4 separate regions of the Homo sapiens genome follow, and regions 2, 3 and 4 are each linked to region 1. The links are chromatin loops, found by intact Hi-C in ENCODE. Cell type or tissue: PC-9. All regions are shown on one strand. Region 1 overlaps CHD1L (chromodomain helicase DNA binding protein 1 like). Region 2 overlaps ACP6 (acid phosphatase 6, lysophosphatidic). Region 3 has its middle 11 kb from the start of GJA8. Region 4 overlaps LINC00624 (long intergenic non-protein coding RNA 624).

Region 1 (8,000 bases):
TTTGTACAGCACTTATAATCCTAATCCAGCACTTGGCAATGTGCTGCCGTAATCTGCTGTCTGATTAACTGGTGTTTATGTTTACCGTTATCATTCCAACTATATATTGTTTGGCTCTACAAGGACAGAGACAACACTGAGCATTTCTTTTATAGTTGCCTGCTAGTAACTTGGCATTGAATTGACACATAATGAAGGCTCAGTAAACATTCATTTTTGTTAACCTGTGGGGTTTGATTTAAACTTAAGGGGAACTTGAAGGACTCTTTCTCAGGGACATGAGTTGCGCATTAGAAGACGAGGTTCAGAGCCAGGCACTGTGGCTCGCGCCTGTAATCCCAATACTTTGGGAGGCTGAGGTGGGCGGATCATGAGGTCAAGAGATCGAGACCATCTTGGCCAACATGGTGAAACCCTGTCTCTACTAAAAATGCAAAAATTAGCCGGGTGTGGTGGCAGGCGCCTGTAGTCCCAGCTACTTGGGAGGCTGAGGCAGGAGAATCACTGGAACCCTAGAGGCAGAGGTTGCAGTGAGCCAAGATCATGCCACTGCACTCCAGCCTGGTGACAGAGCGAGGCTCCATCTCAAAAAAAAAAAAAAAAAAAAGACCAGGTTCAGTTAGTGTTCAACAGCCATGTGTTCAGCTTATACCTAATCCTCCTAGTCACCAGAGTTCTCTCTTTCTAGAGGAGTCTAGGAAAAGCCCAGATTCCCATGGGTTTCAAAATTATCCCTTTGGAATGACTGTCTTAGGTATGGCCTGAACTAATCTAAAACTTCAGATTTGGCAAAATTGCTCAACTTTAGGAATGTGCAAGTTAAATAATTTCATGTCTTACTGTATTTCATTGGTTCTCGTATATCTGCCATAAGTATGTTAGAGTTGGAGAAGGACCTATAAATGCCTTCTGGCCAGTTTTTTATTTCACAGACCCAGAAAGGTTATATGACTTGCCCAAGGTCACACAGCCAACAAATGGCAGAAATGAGATTAGAATTGAGGTTTTCAGGTTCATTGCTTTCTCTACCCATTTGGGGCTTGAATCTTGAAAGAGTTCCCCATAATTTTTCCTCTTACACTTGTTGCAAGCTCAGATTAAATAAGTTTTTATAATGAGAATATTGTTTTGACAGTGCTGTGCTTCTTTGTTTATGCAAATTTAAAATAACAGCCAGTAACAAGGGACTCTAGGCTTGACTTTGTTCTTGACTTACTCCATCATTTTGCCGCCTTTCTTCCCTCCTCTCGCTATACAAAAATTTTCTCGTGTTATGGAAAATGAGACATCACTTACCCCTTGCTTCTCTAAAGTAATGCTTCTCAGACTTTTCAACCCATATAGCTGTAGATGAGAGGATAGTGACTTTACACCCCCAAACAGGGCATAGTTGTAGATGACTGACCACAGGCTTTCTTCAGAGTCTCCAGTTTTTCTTTTCTTTTTTTTTGTGTGTGTATTTGAATTTTGCATTTTACTCTTCACATATCTGTATTTATTTTGCTACTAAAATGAAAGCTTATATTTCTTTCCATTGAGCAAATTGACATTCCAGAAAGAGGCACCTTGTTTATTCTAGGGCTTATATCCCCTGTTGCATTGACACGTCTCCTGGGAATAATCTCCACTCTAGTTTGAGGATGACTGCTCTGAGGGATACAGCTACCTGTGGAGGTGTATTCTCATAGAAAGCATTTGGAGGTTCTGAGGCAGTCTATAAATCATACGACACTTATATTTCTACTTTGGTATTTATTTATAAACTTTTATTGTTTGGTAAATTTTGCCTGAGGGAAATTGACCTTAAATACCACTAGACTTGGCAGTGTTTCCTTTTCTTTTTCTTGCCAGGGGCCATCGGGTTTTACTTTTCTCCCAAATGACCCAGATGTTGGATATTCTCCAAGACTATATGGATTACAGAGGTGACACCTTTTGGCCACTACATTACCTAAGGCTCTGTTAGACTTAACAGTCCAGATAGGTCCATGAAGAATAATATGGGATATGAGAATATTACAAAGGAAAGCAGGGTGAGAACATTATTCAGAACCAAAAAATCAAAAGGCGAGAGGAGAGTGATGTGTGAAGGCAAGGATGGACAGCAGAGAACAGGCACGTGGGCAGAAATAAACACCCACGTTCCCATCAGTTACATGATTTAAAATTATGGGCCGTGGAGCAAATGTTGTGGAAATGTTTTTGAAAATGTGTGATAAAGTTTCAGTGACTAGAGCTTTTAGCGTCTTGTAACATTCACCTCAACAGTTGAGCACTTACTCATGATCAGTGAAAAGGTGAATATTGAAATTATAGAGATAACAAATAAGCCAGGGGAAAAGTAAGAGCAACTTTTTCTGCATAGACAATAAAGAATGTAGGTTATTACCTGGGAAGTCTGTTTAATATGTAATAAGATTTGTGTGAGATGATGAGAAAAGGCTCTAACATGAGTTGATCTTGAGCCCAATGTTGAACAGCTCCAGACCTTACAATTTAAAAAAGTAGTTCAGACCGGGTGTCTGAGTTCCGCAGTATACCTGGTCCAGTGGACACTTGCAGAATGCCGTTGGCACATGCCACTGGCCATTGAGGGGTCCCCAGATGCATAAACAGCCTGATCCTGTAGCTCCCCTTCCCCACACGGATGCATGGAGGCAGGTGGCGAACTCTAAAGCCTCACTGAAAGGCAGATTGCTGGACTGTTAGAAGGGGCTCACTCACCTGCCTCCAAGCGCTTGTCTTCTGTTTACATAAGAATTACATCTCAGCAAAGTTGAAACTATCACACAGGATAGATGCTCAGGGTTGCTTGAGAATAGTCAAAACTGAGTATTAACTTCATAAGTGCCAAAGACTTCAACTGCATGTATTTAAAAAATCCAGAGGAGTATGTTATGGTGAGTTATTTTGTAAAATGATAATTGTCCCTGTTAATTTAAATTTTTCCCTTTGGGATTTGCTTAAAGTAGGGCTGTGCCTGTATATGGAAAGGGACAAAATTGGCCTTTGGTTTTGGGCTTAATTTTTTATTCCCCAAAGACTACTTGAAAAGGGTTAAGATTTCTGTTTTTCTTCCTCTCTGTAAAGGCTACAGCTATGAGCGTGTGGATGGTTCTGTGAGAGGAGAAGAGAGACACTTGGCCATTAAGAACTTTGGACAGCAGCCCATTTTCGTTTTTCTCCTGAGTACTAGGGCAGGTAGGCTGCAAAGGCATTGATGGAAACAGACAAATGAGGGATAATAGAGTACTATTACATCCCAACGGTTAGTACACTTTTTTCCTTAATTCTCTGAAAGGTGAGGTTACTATTGAATGTAAAACAAGGTACTGGACATCAAGCATGGTGCTGTTTTCTATCCAGCCTGTCCAAACTGTCATCTCAGCAAAGAAGTAAGGCTGAAACCTGGGGTTATTGGAAAGTAATTCTAATCTGCTTTGACCATTGACCTGGGAATGTCCTGAAAGATTTATGTGATTTTGTGGAATGTTTCATTTACATTCAGTGGAAGTAGCTCTTCTTCCCAACCGTGAATTTGGGAAATAAGGTAACAGTTTGTCTACTAGTTGTCCTTCCTCTATAAGTATTTCTGGAATAGTGCTGAAAAGCTTAACAAAAATCTAGTTGTTAAAAAATGTGATTATGTTGAAAATACCAACTTTTTAGAATTATTTATGACATCATCCATATATGATTTAAATCGTGAATATTACGACATTTGTAATGCTTTACCAGTTACAGAGTGCTTTCATTTACTGTTACATAATTTGAAATCAGCTCTTGGAGATGAAATGATTCTCTAAGTCATTGTGGTGTCTGGAAAAAAAAAAAAAAAGGCCGGCACGGTGGCCCATGCCTGTAATCCCAGCACTTTGGGAGGCTGAGGTGGGTGGATCACTGGAGGTGAGGAGTTTGAGACCAGCCTGGCCAACATGGTGAAACCCCGTCTCTACTTAAAAAAATACAAAACTTAGCTGGATGTAGTGGTGCGTGCCTGTAATCCCAACTACTACGGAGGCTGAGGCAGGAGAACCGCTGGAATCCAGGAGGCGGAGGTTGCAGTGAGCCAAGATTGCACCACTACATTCCAGCCTAAGAAATTTTTCTCAGGTCCTGGAGCAAGCTGACCTTAGTTTTCAACTCATAGGATCCTAGTTTCATTATCTTATTTTTGTAGACATAAATCTTGATGGAGTACATGCAGGAACATGAAAGAGATGTGTGTCCTCTATTAAAGACAGATTGACATTTTTCTAAAAAGAGAGTTCAGTCTTATTTAGAAAGCTTTCTAAATGCCTGCTGCTATAAGGGTATATGAAAGAAGTGTTAGATATAATTTTTGATTATAAGGAGATTATTTCACCTGTGTTTGTTTTATCTCCCTAATAAAATTAATAACATAAGATTCATTTGGCCTCACTCTTCCAAGATCATAGACTGCACATGGAGTCTCAGCCATTTTCTCATGTGATCAGTTGCCTCAGGGTTAGTCTCAGGAGAAACTGAAAGAATCAGGCAGTGCATCATCACTGCCGGGAAAACAGTTTTATTTATGCTTTAATGATTTCATCATCCTCATATTCAGAGAGCAGCATTATGTTTGAAATGTCTAAAATTAGGAAAAAAGAGATCTCTGCTTTTCAGTTAATCTCCTTGGAGGACTCAGAGTAGATCTGGGAGCTGAAGCAGTCCTGGACATTAGTCTTCTCCAAACACTGTTGTGTTTGCTGTCACAGTTTTGTTGTAGTTTTGCAGTATTTTCATTTATTTAACAGGTTTCCTTCCAAATTTCAAATATTTCTGTGATGAGTCATGTTGCCACCAGATGGCAGTGATAGCTCATGAATATGTTCCTATTCATGGATGTGGGTGTGGCTTATTTATAAAAATCTCACCCCTCGGTGAAGAGCTGCACTTAGACAACATGAATTCAAGAAGATAATTTTATGGAACACATTTTAAAATGAAATAAGCACCTGAAAAGTATTATAGTATAGTGGATAAAAGCACGGGCTCTGGACCAAGACTGCAAGGGAATGAATCCTGGCTCTTTCACCTTCTAGGCTTGCAACTTCAGAGAAGTCCCTTACCCTCCCTTTCAACATCTATAAAGTGGGGAAAATCGTAGCAACTACTCAACTTCCCGACAGGGTTGTTGTGAGGGTTAAAGGAGTTAATATAGAGAGAGTGCTTAGAATAATGCCTGGCAAGTAGTAAGCACAGCGTAAGTGTCATTATCATTATTATTAGGTATAATTTAGCATCTCTCAGTAATCGGTCATGATTACCTCCTTGTTCCAACTTCAACTTGATACGAAGACTTTAATTAGAATATTCCTGCCTGATTTGTCTGGAGATCCAGCTTATGGTCAGTAGTCCTTCTTAAAAGTTAGTCCTTAATTCAGGTTTATGGAACAAGCCCTTTCAGGCTTGCTTGTTTCAGCAACCAGCTCTAACGACCCTGGCAAGAGGGAGTCTGTTTTGTACTTGTTTTCACATTAATCAAAGAGAAGGCTGCAATGTACCTTCACGGTTCTCTTAATTAATTCCTGTAACTCAAGGTACCTCCTCAGCTCTCTTCCTGCAGCACTGAAGAAAGACCAGCAAGAGTGTTCTGAGCAAGCCTCAGAACACTCAGAGTAAATGACAAGAGTGTTCTTGTCTTGCCGTTGGTTTTGTTACTTTCTTTTTGATTAATGTGGAAACCAGTACAAAAAAGACTCACTGGAGTTTTCTCTAATCAGAGGGAGGAGGTTTCCCACTCTGCTCAGGAGTATAATATCATCCACTCTTCTCATTAACTTTTTATCAGAGATCTTGCTACCTAGTTGTAACTTGCAAGCGACATTCGGCACTCTTCTCTTGACAGTGCGCACTGCAGACCTCTCATATTTAGATCTGTTTTCTGAAAGAGCATGTGTCCTTTTCCTCAGACTACTCTAATCAAAATCTAATCAAGGTTTTTAAGCAGAAGAGATAAAGTGGCTCCATGGCACTGACTTAAGTATCCACCTTGGCCACTTGCCCCTGCTCCGCTCATTCTGTTCCATTCAGTAATAAAAATTTTCCCATCAGGCAATAAGAGGTCAGGTAGCACTTCTCACCGCTGGAACAAGGCTTTGGAGTTAGGGGTGTGGGTCCATTTGAAGGATGAAGCCAATTGTTTTGACTGATTTCAGTTTATCAGTCTGACCCACTCTAGCCTTGTGCTTATTTTCTAGCTCCTCGTCTTTGTGCTGCTGATTACATTCCTTTTTGCATTGTTTTCAGGTGGAGTTGGCATGAACTTAACAGCAGCAGATACTGTGATTTTTGTTGACAGTGACTTTAATCCTCAGAATGACTTGCAAGCAGCTGCCAGGGCTCATCGCATTGGCCAAAACAAGTAAGTGATTTTTTTCTGCTTCCTTGGCTTGCCCAGCAGCAGTTCTGGGTTGTGAAAAAGGTGAAGAATATAGTCCTGGTGACAGTCCCACACTGGGAGCTGAGAGACCACCAGGTTTTAGCTCATCTGTGCTATTGACTCCTAGGGTAGTATTGGGTGGGTCACATTATCAGTCCAGACTGACTTTATTAGAAGGAGTCAAATCAAACTGTGAAAGGATTAGAAGGAAACTTTAGAAGTCATTTAACTCATCCTTCTTGAGTTAGGGTCTGACTCAGTTAAAAAATGGGGTTATGGGGCTATGGAGCTAAGCTAAAAAAAAAAAAAAGAAAGATAGATGTTGCCCTTTGATCTGAGGATAATTTGATCTTCCAGATATTTTCCTTGGCTACAGATAAGGAATCCCAGTCATGGTTACCCCATCATTCTTTCTTTGACTGTCTGGAATGGTTCAGAGAGAATTTCAGGCGAGTTCTCTCTAACAAGTGCTCAGGACCAAATGAACCAATCTCCCTTTCATTGTACCCTGAATATGGTATTTGGTTTTGTTTGCTTTTAGATGTATTTACCTTGCATACTTTTGCCCAGCTTTGCACACCCTTATAGCACACTACCCTTGTTTGACTTATGTCCAGGTCTGTTAAAGTTATTCGGCTGATTGGTCGAGACACTGTGGAAGAAATAGTCTATAGGAAAGCAGCCTCCAAACTGCAGCTCACCAACATGATCATAGAAGGAGGCCATTTTACTCTGGGAGCCCAGAAACCCGCTGCCGATGCTGACCTCCAGGTATGATATGATATACTGTTCTTCACTTTGGAATATACCAATACCCTTTGTGGAGGAGAATGTAAATGAAAAGAACCAGCACTCACCCTCTCCCCAGCTACACATTTGTTCCTTGGCCTCCCTCACACCTGCCACAGTGCTGGCTGTGTGCAGGGTCTGTAGGAAGTAAGGATTAGTTCCAAGCCTCATCACTTCTTGGCTGTTTGGGTTTGAGCGGCTTTCTTAACTTCTTAGATCTACTCTTTTTGCATTTCTAAAAATAAAGACACCACAGGTTAGCTCAGAGGGCTGTTAAGAGAATTAGTTAAAATAAAGAACTCAATAACAATTAATTCTGTACTTCCACCTTAGTCCCAGAGCCTTTGATCAGTGACTTACATTACTTCATACTCAGAAGAGGGCGAATGAGATCAGGAATTCATAATTGTGCCTTAGAAAAAATGGGTGAAAGAACTAGAGGTAATTTATTTAAAGAAGGGAGTACTGGATGGGAGACAGACACTGGATTGGAAGATTTTAGAGCTCTCTTTTGGAAGAGGACTTAGAGTTACTCTGTAGCAGCCCTTGGGTTAAAATTAAAACTCATAATATTTCCTGGATGCTTTGTTTTTGCCCTAAGGATGAGGGGCTGGATGCAAAGAGACCAACTCCTAGGATACTAGAAAGATGCAGGTATGAAGGGAGTAATAAATGTCTGTCAAGGGCAGCATCAGTGGGAGAGTCTGGTGTGAGAAACATTGCAAAAGAAGGAAGGACAGGAGTTGGCTACTGTTTAGAGTTGGGTCTCAACAGTAGGGAGATAGAAAATTCAAAGATGGCTGTG
Region 2 (8,000 bases), 370 kb after region 1:
TTTGCTTTTGTTTTTGTTTTTTTGAGACAGAGTCTTGCTCTGTCACCCAGGCTAGAGTGCAGTGGCACGAACACGGGCCACCACAGCCTTGACTTCCCACGCCCAAGTGATCCTCCCACCTCAGCCTCATGAGTAGCTGAGACTACAGGCACTTGCCACCACGTAAAGCTGAATTTTAAATTTTTTGTAGAGATGAGGTTTTGCCATGTTGCTCAGGCTAGCCTCGAACCCCTGGGCTCAAGCGATCCTCTGACCTCAGCCTCTCAGAGTGCTAGGATTACAGGTGTGAGCCACCTGGCCAAGATGTACAATCGCAGTTCAGAATCCATTAAATCTCCATGGTGCTATATGACCTTGGCCAAGCCACAGGCTCTCTGATCTTCAGTTTCCAGGGATATTTCCCCATTGTTCCATAATGTTACCTTACTCCTAGAACTGAACCCCTGAGGTATTCAGCATTTTGGAATTTTTGACCTAGAGAACAACCATTCCTTCAACCTTTCCCCTTCCTGATCTCTTCCATTCTTCTCTGTGCAAGGCCCAGGTAAGCTGTGCCTACCTTTATGCAGCTGGCTTCAGTTACTAACAGCTCCAGGGACTGCTCTCTCATCTCCCAAAAGCCCTGCTGGTTTGACCCCATCAAGTTCTACTTACCCAAGTGTTATACAACCCTCCCCTTAATTACACACTCAATCAGTTCCTCCCAAGCTCAGCAATTTGTGGTCTCTGGGCATCCCCCAGCTGCTTTTCCGGAGGTAGCTCCCAGGCTGGGTCCTGGCAAGCCTCTGAAGCACTGCTTGGGTTTTTAAGGCCATGGTACCCAGAGTTGAAAGCCTTGCTGTTATTTCACACTCTATTTCCTTCCAAATTAATTCTCTGATGAATACTGTCCTTTGCAGTGATTCAGTGCAGGCCATTTCCTTACATCTTTCCCCTACCTTTGAGACTTTTAATCTCTCTCAAATCCAGATTTTCCTTTGTGAAAGGCTTGCCTCAGAGAAAAATGCCCTGCTTTCCTACCAATATAAACAGCTCTACCAACACTGGCCCCAGCCTCCCGGCACACTCCCTTTACTGCTTGACTTAGCTATTCCTTTGATTTCAAAGCACACATACTTGCCTTCTCTAAAAATCTCTGTACAACACAGAGCAACTCAAACTTCTTGGCTTACAGTAAGCTGCTGGACCCTAGTTTCCTTAAGCCCCAAATACAAGAAGATGCAGGTTCAAAACTTGTATCTGAGGAGGTAGCACCTTCCATACCCTTTCACATGGTTATTTTGCTTACATCCCCCTCCCCTAACCCCAGCAGATAGTATCACCATCCTTCCATGTGGATAAACAGAAACTCTGCCATGCTAAAGGAGTTGCCCAAGGTCACAGGGCCCAGGAAAGTGGTAAAACTGGAATCCAAATCCCTGGCTCTTATCTCCAAGGTAGGTGCTTCTTTCAGCATCCTTCATGTGGCTTAAACACCCCTGAAACAGCCTAGTCTTCAGCCACCAAGATCTTACCACCCAGGGGCAAGCCATCTAGGTCCGCAGGCACCCACTGCCCACAGCCCTGAGGAATGCTCCGGAGGAGCCACAAAGAGGCTCCTCTGGCATAGCAGGAGCAATGGCTTATATTTGTATAACACTTTTCATATTAGGAAGTGCTTTCCATACCTAATCTATGTCATTCCTAGGATAATTCCATGAGGGAGATGCTATATTAGAGTCCCATTGCACAAATAAAGATATACAGGCTTATCAACAGGAAATTAATGGACTTGCCCAAAGTCACACAGGTAGTAGGTACAGGGCAGGACTTGAACTCAGAGCACATGACTCCAAGATCAGTGGTCTCTTGAGTTCTCAGACATGGTGACTGTGGGCCACTGCCCCCCTCCCAATTTCTTCAGGAAAAGGTACATTTTATTTAAAGGCCAAACGGAGAGCGGAATCCTGAGAAGACCAGCTTTTTACTGGGGAAAGTGTTTTTCAGTTCTCCCCAGCCAGCCTTAGACAGGGGTCAGGTTTCTAGAGGCTGGCAGGGTGGACTGGGAAGGGCCGGGCTGCAAAGTCCCCTTGGCCACTAGAGGGCAGGGTCTGAAGAGAGCACACAGCCATCTCCCCGGGGAATTCCCCACCCAGCAGAAGAGACTCATCGCTGCCTAGCAGCCCCAGGACACGCTCTAGCCCAAAGCCGAAGAATGATCCCTTCCTGGCATGTTGTAGACAGGGTAGGTGCCCTTAGCCCACCCCTCCCCCCACAGCCCGCCCAGCCTCCTCTGCAGGTAGATGGCGGTGCCCTAGAGGATTCCAGCTGAGGAAAAGGGGTGCCAGGTGCCACTGACAAAGACCTGAGTTTCCTACAATGAAAATAAACAGGTCAGCACTCCAGGTCCCGGTGCTTCGAGGACTAGGGGAGGGTGGGACGGGAACTCTCTCCTCCTCCCTCTTCAGTTGGGCCCTTCAGGGTTTCTGTCCCCTTGCTGCAGTTTTTAACGATCCACGTGGAACTAACTGTTACAGGGGAATAGGCACATGGCAGTGAAGGGTCTTGTCTAATGACAGTCCTTCATCCCAGGGCCTGCCAGAGCCAAGAGCTCTGTAAGATAAGCCACGAGGCCCTCGGGAAGAGCTATCAGGGGAGCCGCAGATGAAGTCGGCCTTCCCTGGCAAGCCTGGCTCTCCTCCGTCCTGGGAAGCCTTTCACTTTGCCATACACGGGTGAGAGCCTCCTGTGGGAATTCTTTAAACCTCAACAGCACTCTGAGGCCCCTTAGAGAAAGGAGTCAAGGCAGGGACAGGTTAGGAATTTATGAAGAGCTTTTCACACCCTATTTTCCATCCTCAGGACAAATCATCAGGTAGATAAACATTAACTTCCCCGCTTTATAGTTGGGAAAATGGAAGCTCAGAGAAATTAAGTGACATGCCCACAGTCACACAACTGGTGAGTGAGGGAGCCAGGGTTCTGTACAAATCTCCTGCACACACAGGCACAGTGCCCCGGGAAGGGCAGGCGGAGGCGGGGCGCTGCCTGCAGAGGAGCATCCCCAAAGGCTCCCTTGGCTTGCGAAACCTACCACAGTTAAGAATCTCGTGGGAAGTGAGATGAAAGAGAAAAGGGAAAATAAGAATACTTGAAGGCACTTATACGTTTCCTTAATTGATTCTCACAACAACCCTAATTAGTACGTATCATTATGCCCATTTTTACATGAGAGGAAAAACAGGCTCAGAAACACCCGTCCAAGCGTTGCAAGGAAATAAATACGCTGTCAGAATTTGAACCCAGCGAAAGCCTTGGTGTTTTCCTTTACTCCATGCTTCCCCCTGGTGGTGAGTGGAAGGAGAGTGCATAGAAGCCACCTGGGTGCCAACAGAAGAGTTAAGTCAGCGTTCTGAACTCATTTATTCATTCGGTAAATCTTTGCTGAGGTCCACTTTGTACAGTCTCTGCACTTGGTTCTAGAAATACAATAAAAGACAAGACAAACAACCTTCTATTGAAGGACAAACAGAAACACGGGAGGCCTAGAGATAATTGGATTACACAGGAAAAGGGAGTGTGGGTCAGGGGTCAGGTGATGGAAAAATGTGTGCCAAGGTAAAGAGGCCAGAGGAGTGCGATTTCCTTTTTTTTTAAACATACTATAGGTCTGGCTAGGGAGATATGTGAGGGGTGAAGCTGGAGAGGTATGCAGGGGCCAGGTCTCAGGGGGTGATGGAAAGCAAGTGAGGGTATGGCCCATTAGGAAGCCACTGTGGTAACCTAGGAGGGTGGCCTTGGGCCCCGGAGAGAAGTGACAGAGGGGATATGTCATTCAAATGTCCAAGTGTCTGAGCACTGGCATGCACTAGGCACTATTCCAGGTGCTGGGGACACATCAGTGAACAAGAGGAAATCTGCCTTCATGGAGCTTCCATTTTAGTCAGGGAAATAAGCATATAGATACACAAATATGTAATATCCGGCACTGATAAATATCACAGGGCGGGGGAAAGACAAGACAAGTGTATTCATTTGCTAGGGCCTGCCGTAGCAAAGTATCACAGACTAGGTGGCTTAAACAACAGAAATTTATTTCCTCACAGTGCTAGAGGCTAGAAGTCCAAGATCGTGGTGTCAGCAGCATTGGTTTCTTCTGAGGCCTCTCTCCTTGACTTGCAGATAGTCATCTTCCCTCTGTGTCTGTGTCCTCATTTCCTCTTCTTATAAGGATTCCAGTCATATTGGATTACAGCCTACCCATATGACCTCATTTACTTTACCTCTTAAAAGGCCCTATCTCCAAATACATTACACCTGAGGTACATTCAGTCCTCAACATCATTGATAGGTTCTTGGAAACTGTAGCTTTAAGTAAAACAACATATTAGAGAACCAACTGTTTTGCTCATCAGTGTTACAAGGCAACGATGTTGAACAAAACACAATGTTATTCAAGGACCTGCTATATGTCCTTTCACTGAAAGCCGACATTTCCAAGAGCCTATTGATAGCATCAAGTGAGGACTTACTGTACTAGGGGTTAAGATGTCAACATATGGATTTAGGGGGGACACAATTCAGCCCATGACAGAAGGTGGCAGAGTATACCTAAGGCAGGAGGTAGAAGGAGGGCAAGGAGGGCCTCTCTGAGATGACAATGAGCTGAGATCTGAATGAAAAGAGGGAGCTAGCCACGCAAATGTCTAGGAGAGCATTCCAGGCACAGGAACAACAGGTGCTCACCCCGAGGTGAGGACATGGCTCAGGACTACTTGGCATACTCCATCTTCAACGATAGTAAGAATGGGATGGGATGATGGGAAAAAGGGAGATGTTAGTCAAAATGTACAAAGTTTCAGTTAAACAGTAGAAATAAGTTTTTGTGATCTAGTGCACAGCATGGTGACCATAGTTCATAACAGTATACTGTTGTCTTAGTCCATTTTGTGTTGCTATAACAGAATACCACAGATGGGGTAATTTGTAATGAACAGAAATTTATTATCTCACAGTTCTGGAAGCTGAGAAGTCCAAGATCAAGGCACCAGAAGGTTAGGGCCTGGTCTCTCTGCTTCAAAGATGGTGCCTGTTGCTGCATCCTCCAGAGAGGAGGAACACTTTGTCATCATATGGCAGAAAAGCAAAAGAGAAGGAACCCATTCCTGCAAGCCCTTTTTATAATGGCATTAATCCATTAAACATCCCCATTAGGCTCCACCTCCCAGTAACATTGTACTGGGCACTAAGTGTCAACATCAAATTTAGAGAAGACAAAAGCACTCAAACCACAGCGACTGTACACCTGAAAACTACTAAAGAGTATATCTGAAACATTTTCACCACAAGAAAGTGATGAGTAGATGAAGTGATGAATATGTTAATTAGCTTGATTTAATCATTCCCTCATGCATACATATATCAAAACATCACATTGTACTCCATAAATATACGCAATTATTATCTGTCAACTAAAAAGAAAGTAAAAAGTTTTTATTACAAAAAAGAAGAAGAATGGTAAGATGGCGAGTATGGCTGGGGTGCAGTGAGATGTCATAGGACCGTGAGGGCATTATGACTGGCCCTTAGTTTGAGATGAGAAACCAATGGGGAATTTAGAGCAGAAGAGTGGCACGATCTTACTTTGTTTTAAAAGCAACACTGTGTTGAGAATAGATGGGCAGAGAAGGGAAGGGCAGAAACAGGAAGACTAGTTACGAGGCCTTTACAATAATCCAGGTAAAAGATGACACTGGGACTAAGACAGTAGCAATGGAAGTATTGGGACATGGTCAATTCTGGATATAGTTTGAAGAGAGATACAACAGGAGTTACTGATGTAGTAGAGGTAGGATATGAGAAAAAGAGGGGAGTCAAGGGCAGTTCTAAAGTTCTTGGCCAAAGCAACAGGGTGAATGGTGGTGTCATTTACCTAGATGGGAAAGCCTGTGGAAGGAGTAAGTTTGAAAAGGCACGGAAATTGAGAGTTTATTGTGGACAATGGGAAGTTTGATACCTATTGTATATCTTAAACATCCAAATAGAGACATTGATTAGACTGTTGGAAATGAGACTGGGATTCACAGGGAAAGGTCTAGGTTGAAGGTATAAATTTAGGAGACATTGTGTAAATATTTAAAACTGGAAATTCTTTTTTTTTTTTTGAGATGTTATTTCTCTCTTGTTGCCCAGGCTGGAGTGCAATGGCACGATCTTGGCTCAGCACAACCTCTGCCTCCTAGGTTGAAGTGATTCTCCTGCCTCAGCCTCCCAAGTAGCTGGGATTACAGGCACATTGTACTCCATAAATAGACACATACAGCCTTCCGAGTAGCTGGGATTACATCACATTGTACTCCATAAATATAATAATTTTATAAAATTATAATAATTTTATAAAAATATAATAATTTTTGTATTTTTAGTAGAGGCAGGTTTAGTGGAGACAGGGTTTTGCCATGTTGGCCAGGCTGGTCTCGAACTCCTGGCCTCAGGTGATCTGCCTGCCTTGGCCTCCCAAAGTGCTGGGATTACAGGCGTGAGCCACCGCGCCCGGCCTCAAACTGGAAATTCTTGAGATCACCTAGTGGGTGAGTGTAGGGGAAAAGGTGGAAAAAAGGTCCAAGGAGTAAGCCCTGGGACACCCCAACACTTACGGATTAGAAAAAGGTAGATTCAGCAGGAACAAAGTCGAGAAATTGGAGGAAAACCAAGAAAGCATTTGTCGAAGCCAGTGAAGGAAATAGTCTAGGAATACTGATGAGAAGCTTAGTAAGAAGAATGAAAACTGGCTATTGGATTCACCACACAAAGGCTATTGATGATTTTGACAAGAGCAGTTTCCATGGAGTGGTGGGGGTGAATACTTAATTGTAGCTGGTTCATGAGAGAACTGGAAGGGAAGAATTAGAGGTAGCAACTCTTTTGAGGAGTTCTGCTATGAAGGGGAGAAGGAAAAGAGAACAGCAGTTCAAAGATGCAGAGAAAAAAGTTTAAGAGATTTTACAGCATATTTGTATTGCTAATAGAATAATTGGTCAGGAAAAAAATTGACAATCCAGAAAAAAGACACTAGGAGTCAATGTAAAGCTAGAGGGTTGGGCTTTGATAGGAATAGTGTTGGTTCATTCTTAGTAAGAGGGAGGAAGGAAGGCTATAAAAGCACCAATGCAACTGGGTTAGCAGATTTGGTGGTTGGGTGTTGGGGGATGTGGAAGTTTTCTTCTGATCTCTTTTAGATTCTTAGTAAAATAGGAAATACAGTAACCAGCAGACTGAGGATGGGAAGGGGATGCTGAAGATTGAGGATAAAGATATGTGAATAGATTAAAGAAATAAACAGGTAGTATTGATAAAACTTAACTGATTAGACATAGGAAAATGTGAGACAAAGAAAACAAAGACAGATTTCTGATTTGGCAACTGGGTGGAGAGTGGAGGTGTCTTTCATTCAGATAGGGAAGTGTGTGGGAGAAGCAGGTCTGGGAGGAGGGGGGTTTGATTCTAACATGGAAAGTTTTGTGCCAGTGAAATCCAAGTGGATAAAAGTGTCTGAAGCTCAGAAGAGAAACCTGAGCTTGAGATATCTCAGCTCCCTGATCTGGAAGTTGTCAATATTAAGATAGTAGGAAGTGGAGAGGCTTTTGTGGTTGCTGTTTTCTCTGAGAGGTAAAGGGACTGGTGGTTTGAAATCAGAGAAGGGTTGAAATAGATTCTGGAGAAGAACAGCAACATTGACAAGGAGATAGGGGGATCATCAGGTACTCTTAGGGGGCACAGTTAAAGGTGGAGCTCTTATGTTGAGTAGTTCCAGCCTTACCATTGCAGAGCCCTGGGGCCCACATTTGTTTCTGGAACTAAAACCACCAGGGGCCCAGTGTCCTTCCTGCTTCTTCCTGCTGAGCCTCCACATCAGGGTTCCATCTCACCACCCAGCAACGTTCCCTGACCTTGAAGCCTATCCTTTATCTAAACGCAACACGCTTTCATCCTTGCTTTCCTGGTTAACTCCTACCCACCTT
Region 3 (8,000 bases), 620 kb after region 1:
CTACCCACAATGATTTCTTTTTTCTTTTCTTAAAATTTTCTTGTTGGAGACTCTAAAAATAAATAATCAGAGAGGTGCTGTATTCCTGGTGTTACCCCAGATTCACTGCAGCTGTGACGAAGGCTGCCAACACCGTCTAATGACACATTAAATACACTGTCTATGACTTGTCCTGTCAGGCAGAGCCAAAAGCTACTTTGATTAATTTTTATTTTTAAATGCAACTGCCATGTGGATATAGATCCTGCTTTTGTGACCTTTGGGCAGGGCACGTAATCTGTCTCTTTCACCTACTCTTCTACCTGCAAAATTGGTTTGACAATAAAATCTTTCTTTCTAAACTGATATGTAGTAAAAGATAAACTATACAGGAGCACTAGTGAAAAGATGCCATGCAAGTGCCTCAAAGTGATCTGTTTTCTGGACTCTCTGTGGCACATCTTGCATCTCTAACCAGTCTCCCTCAGCCATGTTCTAAGCCCCAGCCCCAGCATTAACCAGTTGTACAAGTAACAAATACAGATTCACCTTACTGCAAACTAAGTCAAATAAGAAAATAATTCTCCTGCTAACTAAAACACGCATCTTAGTATTCTAGAGCAAAATGCAGGTAACTTTTGGATAATCCAAACCACAGCTTTATAGGCAGTGATGACCAGCCTTCTTTGAGTACTCAGCATATGCCAAGAACTGTTTTCAGTGCACTGCATACATTATCTATTCAGTCCTAAGTACCCTGTGACATAGCTGTGATTATTAAACTTCATTTTTAGCCAGGCATGGTGGCTCATGCCTATAATCCCCGTGCTTTGGGAGGCTGGGGTGGGAGGATCACTTGAGGCCAGGAGCCTGAGACCAACCTGGGCAACACAGCCAGACCTTGTCTCTACAGATTTTTTTTTTCTAATTAGCTGGGCATGGTGGCACATGCCTGTAGTCCTAGCTACTCAGAAGGCTGAAGCAGGAGGATCACCTGAGCCCAGGACTTCAAGGTTACAGTGAGCTATGATTGTGCCACTGCACTCCAGCCTGGATAACAGGAGAGAGGCCCTGTCTCAAATAAATAAATTGCATTTTACATCTGAGAAGACTGAGGCATATAGAAATCAAATGGTTTTCCTGAGCTCACACTGACGGTAAGTGGTAGAGCTCAGATTTGAGTCAGCTGGCTTAGCCTTTATACTCCACTGCATTTCAAGATAATGATAACAACCATTTATGTGCCAGCAATTGGGCCGAGTACTTTAACATAGATTATCTCATTAAGTTCTCATAATAATCATCTCCATCTACAGATGATAAAAATGAGATTTAAAAGGGTTAATTTGCCACCTATCACAGAGCTAGTAAGTGATAGATTCTGAGCCAGAATTATAGAATTATAGCCAGATTATAGAGACTGACAACAAAAATACTAAACCATGTTGTGAAAGCCAGTGATGGCTCTACCTACAGTCTTCCATGGAAGACTCCCTCATCGTTTACAAGGACATGAAAATGTGTTTGCTGGACCTAGTGGGGAGAGAAATTCCTCTGCACTCTCCACTCTAATGGGTTTACAGGTAGGCCAAGGGCAAAATGAACTCCTGAGTAGGAGCCTGGAGTCTTTGTTGATGCAAGCTGTACCAGTGGATTTCAATTAGCCAGGAGGCTTTTGGAGTGCAAGCCCAGGCCATGGACAACTCACAAGAGAGAAGGTCCCAAAAGCTCCCCAATTCTGCCCCTAGCAACAGAGGCTTCCTGTAGCCAAGTCTGTCTCTGATTTGCAGGTGGGTGAGTTAAATTCACACAATCTCAGCCATAACTCTTAGAATGGGTTCTCCATTGCCCTAACCAGAAAGGCCCCAGAATGTTTGTCTCCAGTGATCAAGGCCTGCCATCTGCTGAAGTTTTGCCCTTTGCTTTGTCATCACATGAACCTAATGCTCTACAATTTACTCTGCCCTTTATCATCAAATATTGCCCCTGGTACAATCAGGGATACAGTAGAATTGTGCAGGACCAAAGGAAATAAGGACAGGTCTGAGAGAAGGGAGGGGATAGAGCAAAGAATCTTGAAACCCTCGGGTTGGTGATTCTGGATTTGTGGTGCTGTGGGAGACAGGGCAAATATTTCCGTGATAAAAGGGACTTCTGAATAGGAAGAAAAGTAAGAGGAGAAAAAGAGGGATACCCTCTGGGGCATCCAGTGCCACCAGTATAATGATCACTAAACAGGGTGAAAGGGAAGGCACCAGGAAACCGGCCCAGAGAGTGTGGTTATACAGTAAAATTAAAGCCAAGGTTGTCCCCCTTTGCATTTCCTGTCCTCCCAGCCCCTCCCATTTAGACCATATCCATCTTTTCCCGTGTGGAAAAAAAGAGTTCACTTGACTCTCCTTTGCAGACTTGGAGTAAGCCTCTTTTCTTTGCCCTCAGGCTCTGAAGGCGTCTACTACAGTGCGTGGAGCAAAAGAGAGACGGCATCGCCCCCTCGTGGCGCAGGGCCAAGCTCTGCGGTATTCCGGACGCTGTCCTGGGCTGCCCAGACAGGGGCACCCCGTGGGAGTGGAAATGCTGTCCTCAGAACCTCTGGCTGTTGAATGACTTGTGTCTTGTCAGAATGGTGAGATCCCCGAATGCCATCACCCTGTTCCTTCTACCCTCCCCATTGATGTTCACACAGGTCAGCTAAGCTAGACCTGTCTGCAGTGTGTTTTGAAAACAGGTTGCCCCTGCAAGAAAACTCCTGGTTTAGTAAATCAGCACATCAGGGCTAGAGAAGAAAAGAGTTGTGCTGTCTTTGTTTCCATTTCAGTCCATTCTGCCAAGTTGAAGCAGAATGATTTTCATTCATCTTAAATCCCCCCAAAATATTTTTTTTAAATAAACCTCTCAAACCAAACACCATCACATATGTACCCTAAGGAATACTAAGTCACCTCTTCAGGCAACGGAAAGAAAGGACCAGAGAATTGCTGTCAAGCCTAGGGTGGGTGGAGGAGGCAGGGAATTAATTTTGTTGAGTGGATAAAGGTCTGGGCCTCAATCCCAAAAGCCCAGATTGGGGCATCGAGCCTACAGCACCCCTGTCAGTCACTCCCTGCTGTCCCTGGAGCCTGGGCAGGCAAACAGTCATCCTTCTGCACTGTCTCTCTGGGACAGCCGGAACCTTTGCCCCCATCCCGAGGTCACCCTCTCCCAGAACCTCCTCTGCCTCTGGTAAGAGGAGGTAAAAGGAAGGGGGACACAGGAGGTCCATCAGAGCATGGATGAAGCTGCCCCTACATCAGAGTGCAGAGCTTGGAGTCTAGCCCCATCCTGGCCAACACAGAAGCAGGGAGTGAGAGAGGCAAAAACGAGGAGCCAGCCTGTTTCCATAGATACAGATTTCAGTTGCATTTTATGACAGCCGTGCCAGGCTGCCTGGAGAGGCATTGTTTGGATGTCTAGGGACCCGCTCAGAAGGAAAATGAAGTAAGAAGCGATTTTTTTAAGATTCAAGTGGTTTCCCCTCCCAGTTTCAGATTGAGATCCACCTCCGCCCTCTGGCCTTCTGGCAGAGGTCATCCCTGGTAGGACACTTGCCTTTAGTACAGCCTGGGCAGATTTAGGCCCTCCAACCCCAGGCCTCGAAGATCACAGTCAAAATGATTCTTAGAAGCAAGCCTGCTGTCCCTGGAGCCTGGGCAGTCAAACAGCCATCCTTCTGCACTGTCTCTCTGGGACAGCCGGAGCCTTTGCCCCCATCCCGAGGTCCTCCTCTCCCAACACTGCTAGTGCTTCTCTAACAGCTGCTCTGTGGCTGAAGGAGTTCCAATTTCCCAGCCCCTGGTGACCTCTTGTGAGGGCTGCCACTGAGGCTTTGAGAGAAGAAGGCTCACCTGGTCTCCTGCTGGGGGCTCAGCCTGCAGCTGGGGAAGGACTCCCCTTACTTCTAGATTCAAAACACTCATTTTCCTTTGCCACTCCTACATCTTCATCTCCTACATCTTCATCTCCTACCTCCTCATCTAGGTGGTGCCCTTCTCTCTACTCATCACTCATTCATTTCTCCAAACCCATTGAGTTCTTTCATTTGCCAGGCCTTTATAAAATAGACGTAAGAGACTTTCCCTGTACTCAGAAATCTCACAGACTAGTGGGGGATGCAGACACATAAGTGAACTACTAGAAAACAACTTAGATAGGGTCAAGTAAGAAGTCCTGGGGAAGTTAAAGCCCAAACTGAGCCCCAACGGATGAGTCAGTTAGGGGAGAGGAGATTCAAAATAGAGAGGGGACTGCGTAGGCAAAGGCATAGAGGCAAGAAACAGGATTATGTGCATAAGAAACTCGGTAGATCATAGGTGCTGAGAGCCAGTGCAAAGCTATGAGTGGCAAGAGATGGGCTGGAGTAAATTGGCAGTCATCAGACAGCAGAGGGCCCTATGTGCCATGCTAAAGGCCCCAAGCTTCCTCCTGCAGTGGTTCTTCAGCCATGGCTCACGGAGTTCCAGGGCTCCACTGTGGTGCCTCAGGGGCAGGACTAGGGGCCTCTCACTCTCAACCTGAGTGATTTTTTTTTTTCCAGACAGAGTTTCACTCTAACTCAAGTGATCCGCCCGCCTCAGCCAAAGTGCTAGGATTACAGGCATGAGCCACCGCACCCAGCCCTGAGTGACTTATTTTATATGTACTTGAATAGGTGACAGCAAACCACAGTGAGATTAAAGTCTGGGAAGGACACGATAAAAGAGGCATGTATGGGAAGGACATGATCAAACGACGTTTCAAAGAGACCACTCCAGTTTCTAGGCCTCACTTCCAACCATTCCTCAGGGAAGTCTACTGCCCAAGAAAATCTCTGATGGTAATACATGATTTACAGCAAAAATGAAGACTTCTTCAGTACATCTGTGATAATTATTTCCAAACTTCATCCTGAGAAAAGAAAACGAAGTGGGATCCCTTTCCCTTAGACTTCAGAGCTGTTTTCACCAGCTGGCTGTGCTGATCATGCCATCTAGTGGTAGGAGTGCAGCATGACTCCAAAAGGAAACAAGCTTGCATTTCTTTCTGAATATCTGTATTATCTTATTTAATCCTCAAAAAACCTTGGCAAAGTATGTCTCATTAATATACCCATGTTACAGGCCATAAAACTGAGAGATGGGAAGAAAACAATATTTGTTTTGAGTCTCCTGTGGGTTAGGAACTATGTCAGCTGATGTACATGAGATGCATTATCCCCACTTACAAGACAGACAAACTGAAGACCTTGGTGACTGAGAGACCAACTAGATTAAGCTACAGACACTGAGGTTTTCCTGCTTCCAGGTCTAGATTCATTCCAAAAAATCTGGTCAGATTCAAATCTCTAACTTGAGTTGAAAAGAAACCAAGTAGTAAAGAATGAGGAAAGAGGCAAGCCTTTGTGAAATTCAGAGTAACTGGCACAGACAGACCACAGCTATTTCTTTGTCATGAATGGCAACCAAAGCACAGTTGTATATTAGATTCTAGAATAATTATAGGAAGAATAATTACCACCGGAATATGCAAATTATAGGAATCTGTGAGCCTAAAGCCAATCAGATGCCCAGCAAGTACGTTTCTTAAGAGTGAGTGGCTGCTTTCTGTAGAACAGAGCATCGCTTGGAGCCAGGAAAAACTGAGAATTGTGGTTTGAATGGAACCTTAATTCCACATCTGAAACCTTAATTCCTCTTTGCCATGTAATATAGCATATTCCCAGGTTCCAGGGATTACGACGCTGACATCTTTGCGGGCCATTATTCTGTCTTTCACATACATTGAGACCAAAAAGACCAAGTACCTATAAGAGGACCAACCCAGACGGGCTGTGACAATTACGCTGTTGCTTCTGAGTGAGAAGTTACAGGCCCAAGAAAGGGTAATGACAGCCTTAGAGATACATAAAAGAGACAAGCAATTTCCAAAACAAAAAGCAAAGGCAAAAAGAAAAATAAAAAAGCTCTCTCTCCGTAAAAAGGTAGAAAATATGCCTATAAAGGAGAAAAACAGGGCTGGATGTGGTGGCTCACGACTGTAATCCCAGCACTTTGGGAGGCTGAGGTGGGCAGATGACCTGAGGTCACGAGTTTGAGACCAACCCAGCCAATATGGTAAAACCCCATCTCTACTAAAAATACAAAAATTAGCTGGGTATGGTGACACACACCTGTAATTCCAGCTACTCAGGAGACTGAGGAACAAGAATTGCTTGAATCCAGGAGGTTGCAGAGAGCCGAGATTGCATGACTGCACTCCAGCCTGGGTGACAAGTGAGACTCTGTCTCAAAAAAAAAAAAAGTTAAAATTAAAAAAATAAAATAAAAATAACATTCTTGCTCTTTCTCACCTATCTCATCCATCAGTGATATCTGAATATAGTACAAATCAGGCATCCAGAGCCATAAAATGCAAGACAAAAACACATTGGAAAAGCGAAATGTCACAGATAATCCCCAGGTTTGACTTTCTGATTTGCGAATCAGAAGAGGCCCTTGCAAATGATGATAAAATCTGTCTCCAGATGCACCAAGATGATGAATTATATATATGTATATATAGTTGACCCTTGCACAAAATGATTTAAACTGTGCGGGTCCACTTATACACAGGTGTTCTTCAATAAATGCAGTCTGCCTTCCGTATTGTCTCCATATTGGTGGGTTCTGCATCAGCAACCAAACATGGGTAGGAAGGCAAGATTTGGAAATCTGCATTATAGTAGGGCTCACTTTTCATATCCACGGGTTTCATAGGGCAGACTACAGGACTTGAGTTTGTATAGATTTTGGTATCTGCGGGTGGTCCTGGAGCCAATCCCCCACAGATACTTTGGGATGACTGTACTCCTTTATTATCATTATGTTTAATGCCAGCAGAGAAAGAGGACTAAAAACTAGGAGGAGAATCAGCAGTACTGACATTGCTATCATAATCCAGTTTTTTAAGCATCCAGGCTTAAATGCTGAACTGAAACAGAAGCTGATCTGGCAAAATTTTTTTCTAACTGGTTTCTTGAATTTAAGTGAAATGTAGAGGGCTTTCTAAGCCAGGCACAAAGTCAAGAAACAATACATTTTTAAATGACAGACTTGATTAGATAAAAATATAAATTCTCTGTACAGCAAAACACACTAAAAGTAAACTTGCAAGACAAGTGATGATTTGGAAAAAGTTTTACAACATAAGTGGCAGAGGAATAATAACCATAGTCTATAAGAAGAGCTTATACGTCTATAAGGAAAAGACAACTGCTCCCCCTACCCAAATGGACAAAGGATATGAGTAGGCAATTCAGAAAAAAGAAAGGCAAATAGCTAGTAAACATGAGGAGTCACGCCATCTCTCTAGTAACCAGAAAAACACAAACTAAAATAAGATACTTTCTGCCCATCCCATTGTAAAAAATGTGAAGCTGGACAATAGCCAGTGATTGTAAGAATACATAACGAAGTGCTCCCTTGACAGCTATATGAGTGTAGTATGGTACAGTGTGTTTGAGAGCGATTGGTAGTACCTATGAACTTTTAAATTTTACCTCTTTTGAACAATCATTTCTACCTCTACACACTCCTGAAATATTCCTACATGTGCTCAAAATATATTCATAAGGATGTTACTACTTAAAAATATTGTGACAGGAAAAAAAGCAATCTAAGTGTCTTTCAATAGAGAACAGACCAAATAAACGTACAGGATGTCCTTACTGTGGAATACTATTACAGACATTAAAAGGATGAGGTTGATCTGCATGCACTGCAAAGATCACCAAGATATATTAAGGGAAAAAGGCAAGTCACACAATAATATGCAATTCGTTGATCTCATTGACATGTACATACATATATGCATAGAAAAAGCATCTAGAAAGACACATATCAAACTGTTAAGCATGGTCACAGTGATGGTAGGATAGGAACAAGAGGGTAAGGAGAGGCCTCCACTCTTTTTATTTTTATGGTTTTTTTGGAGACGGAGTCTCTCTCTGTCACCCAGGCTGGAGTGCA
Region 4 (8,000 bases), 120 kb after region 1:
TGGCAACACTTGGTTTGGCCCTTTAAATTTTAGCCATTCTAGAGGAAGTTTACTGGTATCTTATTTTAATTTGTGTGACCCTAATGAATAATGATGTTGAGCATATTTCATATACTTATTTGCTACTTATACATCTTCTTTGGTGAAATGTCTGTTCAAATTTAACTATTTTTAAATTTGGTTGTTTGTCTTATAGTTGAACTGTACATTTTTTTGTACTAGATACAAGTCCTTTTTTGGATATCTGTTAGCAGATATTTTCTCCCAATCTGTGGCTTTGCTTTTCACTTCCATTAGAGTATCTTCTTGAAGAGCAAAAGTTTTTAAATTTTGATGATGGCAAATATATGAGTATTTTCTATCTCATGCTTTTAGTGTCTTATCTATGAAATCTTTGCCTCACCAATGTCATTAAAATTTCTCCTATATTTTTGTAGAACTTTAATAGTTTTAGATTTTATATTTAGGTCTATGATTGATTACAAGACTATGTAGTACACAGAAATTTCATTAGCTATTCTAGGTTTTTCAAATTTCCACATAAATTTTAGTATCAAATTGTCATCTTTTTTTAAAAAAAGAGAAAAACCCTGCTATTATTTTGAATGGTATTATATAGAATCTATAGAACAATTTGGAGATAAGTAACATGTTAATATGGAGTCTTCCTATACATGAACAAATTCCCAGCTTTGTTTTTTTAAAATAGTTTCTGCTATTCTGAGTCTTTTGAGTTTTCACAGAATTTTTAGAATCTGCTTGTTTGTCTCCACACAAAATCTACTGGAATTTTGAATGGCACCAAACCCATAGATCAATTTGGAAAAAATTGCCATCTTAAACAATATTGAGTTTTCCAATCCAAAAACATTGAAAGTTTGTACATTTACTTAGAGTTAAAAAATTATCTCTACAAGGTCTTTTTTTTTCTTTTTTCAACTTTTATTTTAGAATCAGGAAGTACATGTGCAGGTTTGTTATTATACGAAGGTATATTGCATGATGCTGACTCTACAATGTTTTGAAACTTTCCATGTACAAGACTTGCATACCGTCTATTAAATGTATTCCTACATGTGGTATTCTTTTTAATGCTTTTATAAATTCATAATTCCCTTTTCAGATTGTTTATAGCAGGTAGACAGAAATACAACTGATTTTTGTATATTGATCACATATCTTGTGACCTTGCTAAATTCCCTTATTAATTCTAGGATTTGTTTTGTTGTTATTGTTGTTTCTTGCGTAGACTCCCTAGGGTTTTCTACATGGACCACTGTGTCATCTGCACATAGGTATAATTGTTTTTTTTTTCCTTTTGATCCATATGTCTTTTCTTTCCTTTTATTTTCTTTTTGCATGGGCTACAACCTCCCATAGAGGTTAGAATGAATCGAAGAGGTTAGAGTGAACATCCTTGCCTTTTACCCAATCTTAGATGGAAAGTCTTCAGCCTTTTATCATTAAGACTGATGTTTGCCATAGGTTTTTTTGTAGATGGCTTTCACCAGACTGAGAAAGCTATCTTTTATTCCAAGTCTTTTGAGATTTTTTAAAATCATAAATAGGTATTGAATTTTGTCAAATATTTTTCTGCATATATTGAAATTATCATGTGGTTTTTGTCCTATATTATTTTAATATGATGTATTTCATTAATTGTTTTTTGGATGTTAAACAGCGTTGCACTCCTGGGATGCATCTTACCTAGTCATGGTGTATAATTCTTTTTCATATTCTTAGATTTCATTTTCTAATATTTCCATTTATATTCAGAAGAGATGTTGGTCTATAGTTTTCTTTTCTTGTAATATGCTTATCTTACTTTGGTATGAGGATAATATGGCCTCATAGAATGAGTTGGAAACTGTTCCTTCTGCCTCTATTTCCTGGAAGAGCTTGTGGAGCAGCAGTCTTATGTCTTTGTTAAGTGTTTGATGGAATTCACTTGCAAAGTCATGTAAGTCTGAGTTTGTATTTGTGAGAAGGTTTTAACTACAAATTTCTTTACAGATTTTGGATCTATTCAGATGTTTCATTTCTTCTTGAGTTAGTTTTGGTAGTTTATGGGGTTTTTTAAGAATTTGACTATTTCACCTAAGTTGTCTAATTTGTTGGCATAAAGTTCCTCATAATATTCCCTTATGATGCTTTTCATTTAATTTGAAATATTCTTTTTCTTTTCTAATATAGGCATTTAAAGTCATATGAATTTTTCTCTGTGTTGCTTTAGCTGCATCCCATAAATTGTAATATGTGTGGTTTTCATAGTGATACAATTTAAAATACTTTCTAAATTTTTGGTAATTTCTCCTGATTCATTCATAATATAATTCATTCAGAAATATATTGCTTAATTTCCAAATATTTGTGGAGTTTCCAAATTTCATTTTGTTGTTGGTTTCTAATTTAATTCCATTGTGGCTGGGGAACATACTTTGTATTATTTAAATACTTTCATGGAAAGGGACAAAATGGCTGACTAGACACAGCCAGGAAATGCCTCTCCCACAAAGAGAATCCAGGATTTCAAGTAAAACATCATAGTTCAAACAGATCATTTGAGAGAAAACACAAAAAGTTGATAGAGAGGTGACAGAGACACTGAGGGTGAAGAAGGAGGAAGCTAGGCGCCTGCATGGAGTCACTCAGAGTGACAAGACCAGCTCCTGATCCTGAGCAGGTCCTAGGGAAGCAGTGAGTGAAGGAACTCCCAGGCACCACACTCCCGCCACACACCTCTGGGATCCAGACTACAAGAGATCCCATGACCCCCACAGGCATTTGAACTGATAGAGGAAACTGCCTTGAAGCAGAACTGGAACCTGCATGGAGTCCAGAGCTACAGCAAAAATGTGAGCATAGGCTCCCATTCCCCAAGGCTCTCCATTTTGTTCTGTGTGGCTCTAGCCCCTGCTGACTGCCGGGCTGGGAGAGAGCAGAGCTACCTTTCCCGTGGGACAGGGGCACATCTGATACACATGGCCCTTGTACACCAGCTCCTCCCAAGGCCACATGCCTGGCTGCTCCTGCAACAGGGAGCACAGAGCACAGCCTCCAGCCTCCACTGCTCCACCTGAGTATTTTTGCCAATCGCCTGGCAGCAGTTTGGCTCCCCGGAACACAGCCAGTGCTCAACCCCAAGAGGCCAGAGGGCAAAGCCATGGGCCTGGTCCCCAACCCCCAGGGATTGTGCACACTGCCCAGGGGCATCAAGCTGAGATCTGTGACCTGACCTCAAGCAAGGGAAAAGCCTCCACTCTCAGAACACTGAGAAGAGTGAGGCGTGAGTTTGTGGGCATGTGCTGGCGTGGGACTTGAGCATCTCTTCCTATGCAAAGCTGGCCTGGGAAGAGCCTAGCCTGTTGACCAGCTGCAGCTTCTGCCCAAGAGGGCCCCAAGGCTTGGAACACCTGGAACAACCCAGCGATCTGGATGCAGAATGCTTGAGACAAATCTAGCTGGTCAGGCCTCCTCCTGGGGCAAACATCTGAGGGAGGCTCAGTTGGGGGACTGCAAGCTCAGTAGACCCCATAGCCATCTCCTGGGCAAAAATAAAAAACCCAGGCCGTGGACGCCACACCAGCTGCACACTCGTGGCACTACCACCCTGCCCAGGGATCCTCCGCCCATGATCCACTGCATCACCAGGCCAACGCAGACATAGCCCACAACCCTCTCTGGCTCTGCCAAACACAGAGAATCAGCAGGTTCCCTGGAGTGGTGGGTCTCTTGTTGACCCAACCTGTGGATCTGACTGCCCCTAACGGAGGTGGGAGTGCAGGCCACCAGGACCCCCACTGGAACTAAGGAACATAGACACAGTGCTAGTGATTGGAGGGGGGTCCCTCAAGGCCCAGGAGCAGATACCACGAGGGAGACATCTCTTGCCCTCCCCTCTCCCTCTTCCCCTAAGCACTGCTGCTAATGCACATAGCTAACAGCATATCTGCTGGCTCTTACTCTTAAGTGCCATCTACTGGATCATGACATGAATTACACCACCAACCAAAAGTAAATTTGTTGGGCAGGCAAAGCCTGTGAAACCCAGTGCAGGAAACTAGCCACAATTAAGGAATGCCCACAGACCCTTTACCCTTTGAAAGCACCCAGAAATGAAGCCAATCGACTATACACAACATACACCACAGTCAAAACCTCAAGGGGAAAAAAAGAATATAAAAACAAAAAGCCCCACTCAATCAACAGCAACTTTAAAAAGACAAAGAGACACCAGCCCTCTCAGATGAGAAGGAATCAGTGCAAGAACTCCAGCAATTCAAAAAGTCAGAGTGTTTCCTTACCTACAAAGTATCGCCCTAGCTCCCCAACAACGTGTCCTAACCAGACTGACATTTCTGAAATGACAGACATAGAATTTAGAATCTGAATAACAAGGAAGCTCAATGAGATTCAAGAGAAAGTTGAAACCCAAACTAAGAAAGGCAGTAAAATGATCCAAGAGTTGAAAGACAACATAGCTATTTTAAAAAAGAATCAAACTGAGCCTCTGAAATTGAAAAATTCACTACAGGAATTTCAAAATACAATGGAAAGCCTTAACAACAGAGCAAACCAAGCTGAGAAAAGAATTTCATACCTCAACAACTCAACCAGCAAAAAAGAAAAAACTCCATTAAATAGTGGGCAAAGGATATGAACAGATACTTCTCAAAAGAAGACATAAAAGTGGCCAAAAAACATATGAAAAAATGCTCAACATCAGTAATCATCAGAGAAATGCAAATCAAAACCACAACAAGGTACCATCTCACACTAGTCAGAATGGCTATTATTAAAAAGCCAAAAAGTAACAAATGCTGGTGAGGCTGTGGAGAAAAGAGGATGCTTATACACTGTTGGTGGGAATGTAAATTAGTTTGTCCTCTGTGAAAAGCAGTTTGAAGATTTCTCAAAAAACTTAAAAAAAAACAAAAAACAAAAAACGACCACTTAACCCAGCAATCCCATTACTGGTTATATACCCAAAAGAAAATAAATCATTCTACAAAAAAAAGACACATGCACTCGGATGTTCGTCACATCACTTTACAATAGCAAAGACACGGAATCAACGTAGGTACCCATCCGTGGAGGATTGGATAAAAAAAATATGGTACATACACACCACGGAATACTACACAGCCATAAAAAAGAATGAAATCCTGTCCTTAGCAGCAAAAAGGATGCAACTGTAGGTCATCATCCTAAGTGAATTAACACAGAAACAGAAGACCAAACACTGCATGTTCTAAGTGAGCACTAAACACTGGGACTCATGGACATAAAGATGGGAATAATAGACACTGGAGACTACTACAGTCGGGAGGTAAGAAGGGAGGCAAGAGTTGAAAAACTATCGGATACTATGGTCATTACCTGAGTGTTTGCTATGGGTATTGCATGAAATCTGTGTCTTAATCTAAATCTAAAAAGTTCAGATTAATATCAACTTAATTCCCATTATAAACTCATTAACACAAATTTGTAAGTATTGTTTTATCTTTAAAACATTTTTTATTTGATTTTTTTTTTGGGGGGGGAGCAGTGGGGATGGAGGCTTACTTTGTCACCCAGGCTGGAGTGATGAGATCAATCATACACCAAACCTCAGCATCATAGAATATGCCCGTGTAACAAACCTGCACATGTACCCCTTGAATCTAAAGTAAATGCTGAAATTTTTTTTAAAATAAAAATAAATAAACCCTTTAAATTCATTATTGCTTTGTGGTCCAGTATGTGATCTATGCTGGAGAATATTCCACATGTGCTTGAAAAGAATGTGTATTCTACTGTTGGATGGAGTATTTGATAGAGGTCTGTTAGATGAAGTTGGTTAATAGTGTCTTAAAGTCTTTTATATCTTTGCTGGTTTTCTGTCTATTCTATCCATTATTGACAGTGGAGTATTGAAACATCCAATTATTATTGTATTATCTATTTCACCCTTCAATTTTGTCAGTTTTTGTTTCATATCTTTGGATCTTTGTTCTTAAATGCATATATGTTTGTAATAATTAAAGCCTCCTTCTGAATTGACCTTTATGTCATTACAAAATCTCCCTCTTTGTCCGAAGTAAGCTTTTTTGTCTCAAAGTCTATTTTTTTCTGATATTAATATGGTCATTCCAGCTCCTTTACTGCTTGCACAGTGTATATTTTCCATCCTTTTACTTTCAATGTATTTGTATTTTTGAATTGAAAGTATGTCTTTTAAAGAAACACTTATCATATCATTGGATCCTGCCTTTTTTTTTTTTGAGGTGGAGTCTCACTGTCACCCAGGCTGGAGTGCAGTGGCATGATCTCGGCTCACTGCAGCCTCTGCCTCCTGGGTTCAACTGATTTCTCCTGCCTCAGCCTCCCAAGTAGCTGAAATTACAGGCACCCACTATCATGCCCAGCTAATTTTTGTATTTTTAGTAGAGACAGGGTTTCACCATGTTGGCCAGGCTGGTCTCAAACTCCTCACCTCAGGTGATCTGCCTGACTTGGCCTCCCAAAGTGCTGGGATTACAGGCGTGAGCCACTGTGCCTGGCCTGGATCCTGCTTTTTAATCCAATCTGAATCCCTGCCTTTTATTTGTAGTGTTTAATCCACCTACGTTTAATGTAGTTATTGAAATAATAGGAGTTACATCTGCTGTTTTGCAATTTGTTTTCTATATATTTTATGTATTTTTGTTCCTCTACTACTGCTATCTTTTATGTTATATAGAGATTTTCAATTGTAGCATTTAAACTCCCTTATTAGTTTTTTATTGTTTTGGTGACTCATGTTTAAACACAGACTTTAAGCCGGGTGTGGTGGCTCACCCCTGTAATCCCAGCACTTTGGGAGGCCAAGGCAGGCAGATTTCTTTTTTTTTTTTTTTTTTTTTTTTTTTGTAGACGGAGTCTCGCTCTGTCGCCCAGGCTGGAGTGCAGTGGCGGGATCTCGGCTCACTGCAAGCTCCGCCTCCCGGGTTCACGCCATTCTCCTGCCTCAGCCTCCCAAGTAGCTGGGACTACAGGCGCCCGCCCCACTACGCCCGGCTAATTTTTTGTATTTTTAGTAGAGACGGGGTTTCACCGTTTTAGCCGGGATGGTCTCGATCTCCTGACCTCGTGATCCGCCCGCCTTGGCCTCCCAAAGTGCTGGGATTACAGGCGTGAGCCACCGTGCCCGGCCAAGGCAGGCAGATTTCTTGAGGCCAGTAGTTTGAGACCAGCTTGGCCAACATGGCAAAATCCTGTCTCTACTAAAAATATAAAAGTTAGCCAGGCACGGCAGCACATGCCTGTAATGCCAGCTGCTCAGGAGGCTGAGGTAGGAGAATCACTTAAACCCGGGAGGCAGAGATTGCAGTGCGCCGAGATCATGCCACTGCACTCCAGCCTGGGTGACAGAATAAGACTCCATCCTGAAATAAATAAATAAAAATAGACTTTATTTTTTAGAGCATTTTTAGGTTTACAGCAAAATTGTACAGAAGGTACAGAGATTTCCCATATACTAATGTTTTTCTACTATATATTTTAAAGTATTTTTAAGTGTTTGCAATGGGTATTGCATGAAATCTGTGTCTTAATCTAAACCTAAAAGGTTCAGATTAATATTAATTCCAGTAGTTTATAAAAACTTTGCTTCTATATAACTCCCTTCCCATTATAAACTCATTAACACAAATTTGTAAGTATTATTTTATCTTTAAAACATTTTTTTATTTGATTTTTTTTTGGGCAGTGGGGATGGAGGCTTACTTTGTCACCCAGGCTGGAGTGCAGTGACACGATCTCGGCTCACTGCAACCTCCGCCTCCTGGGTTCAAGCGATTCTTCTGCCTCAGCCTCCCAAGTAGGTGGGATTACAGGTGCACACCACTCCGCCTGGCTAATTTTTGTATTTTTAGTAGAGATGGGGTTTCACCATGTTGGCCAGGCTGGTCTTGAACTCCTCACCTCAGGTGATCCATCTGCCTTGGCCTCCCAAAGTGCTGGGATTACAGATGTGAGCC

Evidence for each region. Peaks named below come from ENCODE experiments on the same cell type or tissue, not always from the same donor. Only the 100,000 strongest peaks of a DNase experiment are listed, where the experiment ranks them.
Region 2: it touches region 1 in a loop (10-fold over the local background); 31 of 110 quality-filtered maps call a loop at or near these places.
Region 3: a loop joins it to region 1, with 32 times the contacts of the local background. A loop is called at or near these places in 44 of 110 quality-filtered maps.
Region 4: a loop joins it to region 1, with 5 times the contacts of the local background. A loop is called at or near these places in 61 of 110 quality-filtered maps.

The regions. Positions count from the first base shown.
Region 1 is chr1:147,269,081-147,277,080 of GRCh38, forward strand. It overlaps CHD1L (chromodomain helicase DNA binding protein 1 like), which reads left to right. Exons shown (of 23, transcript NM_004284.6): 11 at 1,852-1,925; 12 at 3,091-3,201; 13 at 6,274-6,388; 14 at 7,024-7,177. Among named protein-coding and RNA genes, the nearest start is that of CHD1L, 30 kb to the left of the region's middle. In PC-9, a CTCF peak has its summit at 4,840 (motif pointing right); DNase peaks (open chromatin) are centred at 4,491 and 4,821; H3K27ac peaks cover 2,072 bases.
Region 2 is chr1:147,638,852-147,646,851 of GRCh38, forward strand. ACP6 (acid phosphatase 6, lysophosphatidic) reads right to left here. Exons shown (of 10, transcript NM_016361.5): 10 at 3,379-8,000. Among named protein-coding and RNA genes, the nearest start is that of ACP6, 28 kb to the right of the region's middle. RefSeq lists an enhancer at 2,503-3,004. In PC-9, CTCF peaks have their summits at 2,062 (motif pointing right), 2,265, 3,325 (motif pointing left) and 3,525; no DNase peak of the experiment used is centred here.
Region 3 is chr1:147,887,914-147,895,913 of GRCh38, forward strand. No RefSeq gene overlaps it. Among named protein-coding and RNA genes, the nearest start is that of GJA8, 11 kb to the right of the region's middle. In PC-9, CTCF peaks have their summits at 2,503 (motif pointing left), 2,704, 4,993 (motif pointing left) and 5,200; DNase peaks (open chromatin) are centred at 2,408 and 4,978; H3K27ac peaks cover 844 bases.
Region 4 is chr1:147,386,146-147,394,145 of GRCh38, forward strand. The region is part of intron 3 of LINC00624 (long intergenic non-protein coding RNA 624); the gene reads right to left. Among named protein-coding and RNA genes, the nearest start is that of LINC00624, 130 kb to the right of the region's middle. In PC-9, CTCF peaks have their summits at 3,988 (motif pointing left) and 4,187; no DNase peak of the experiment used is centred here.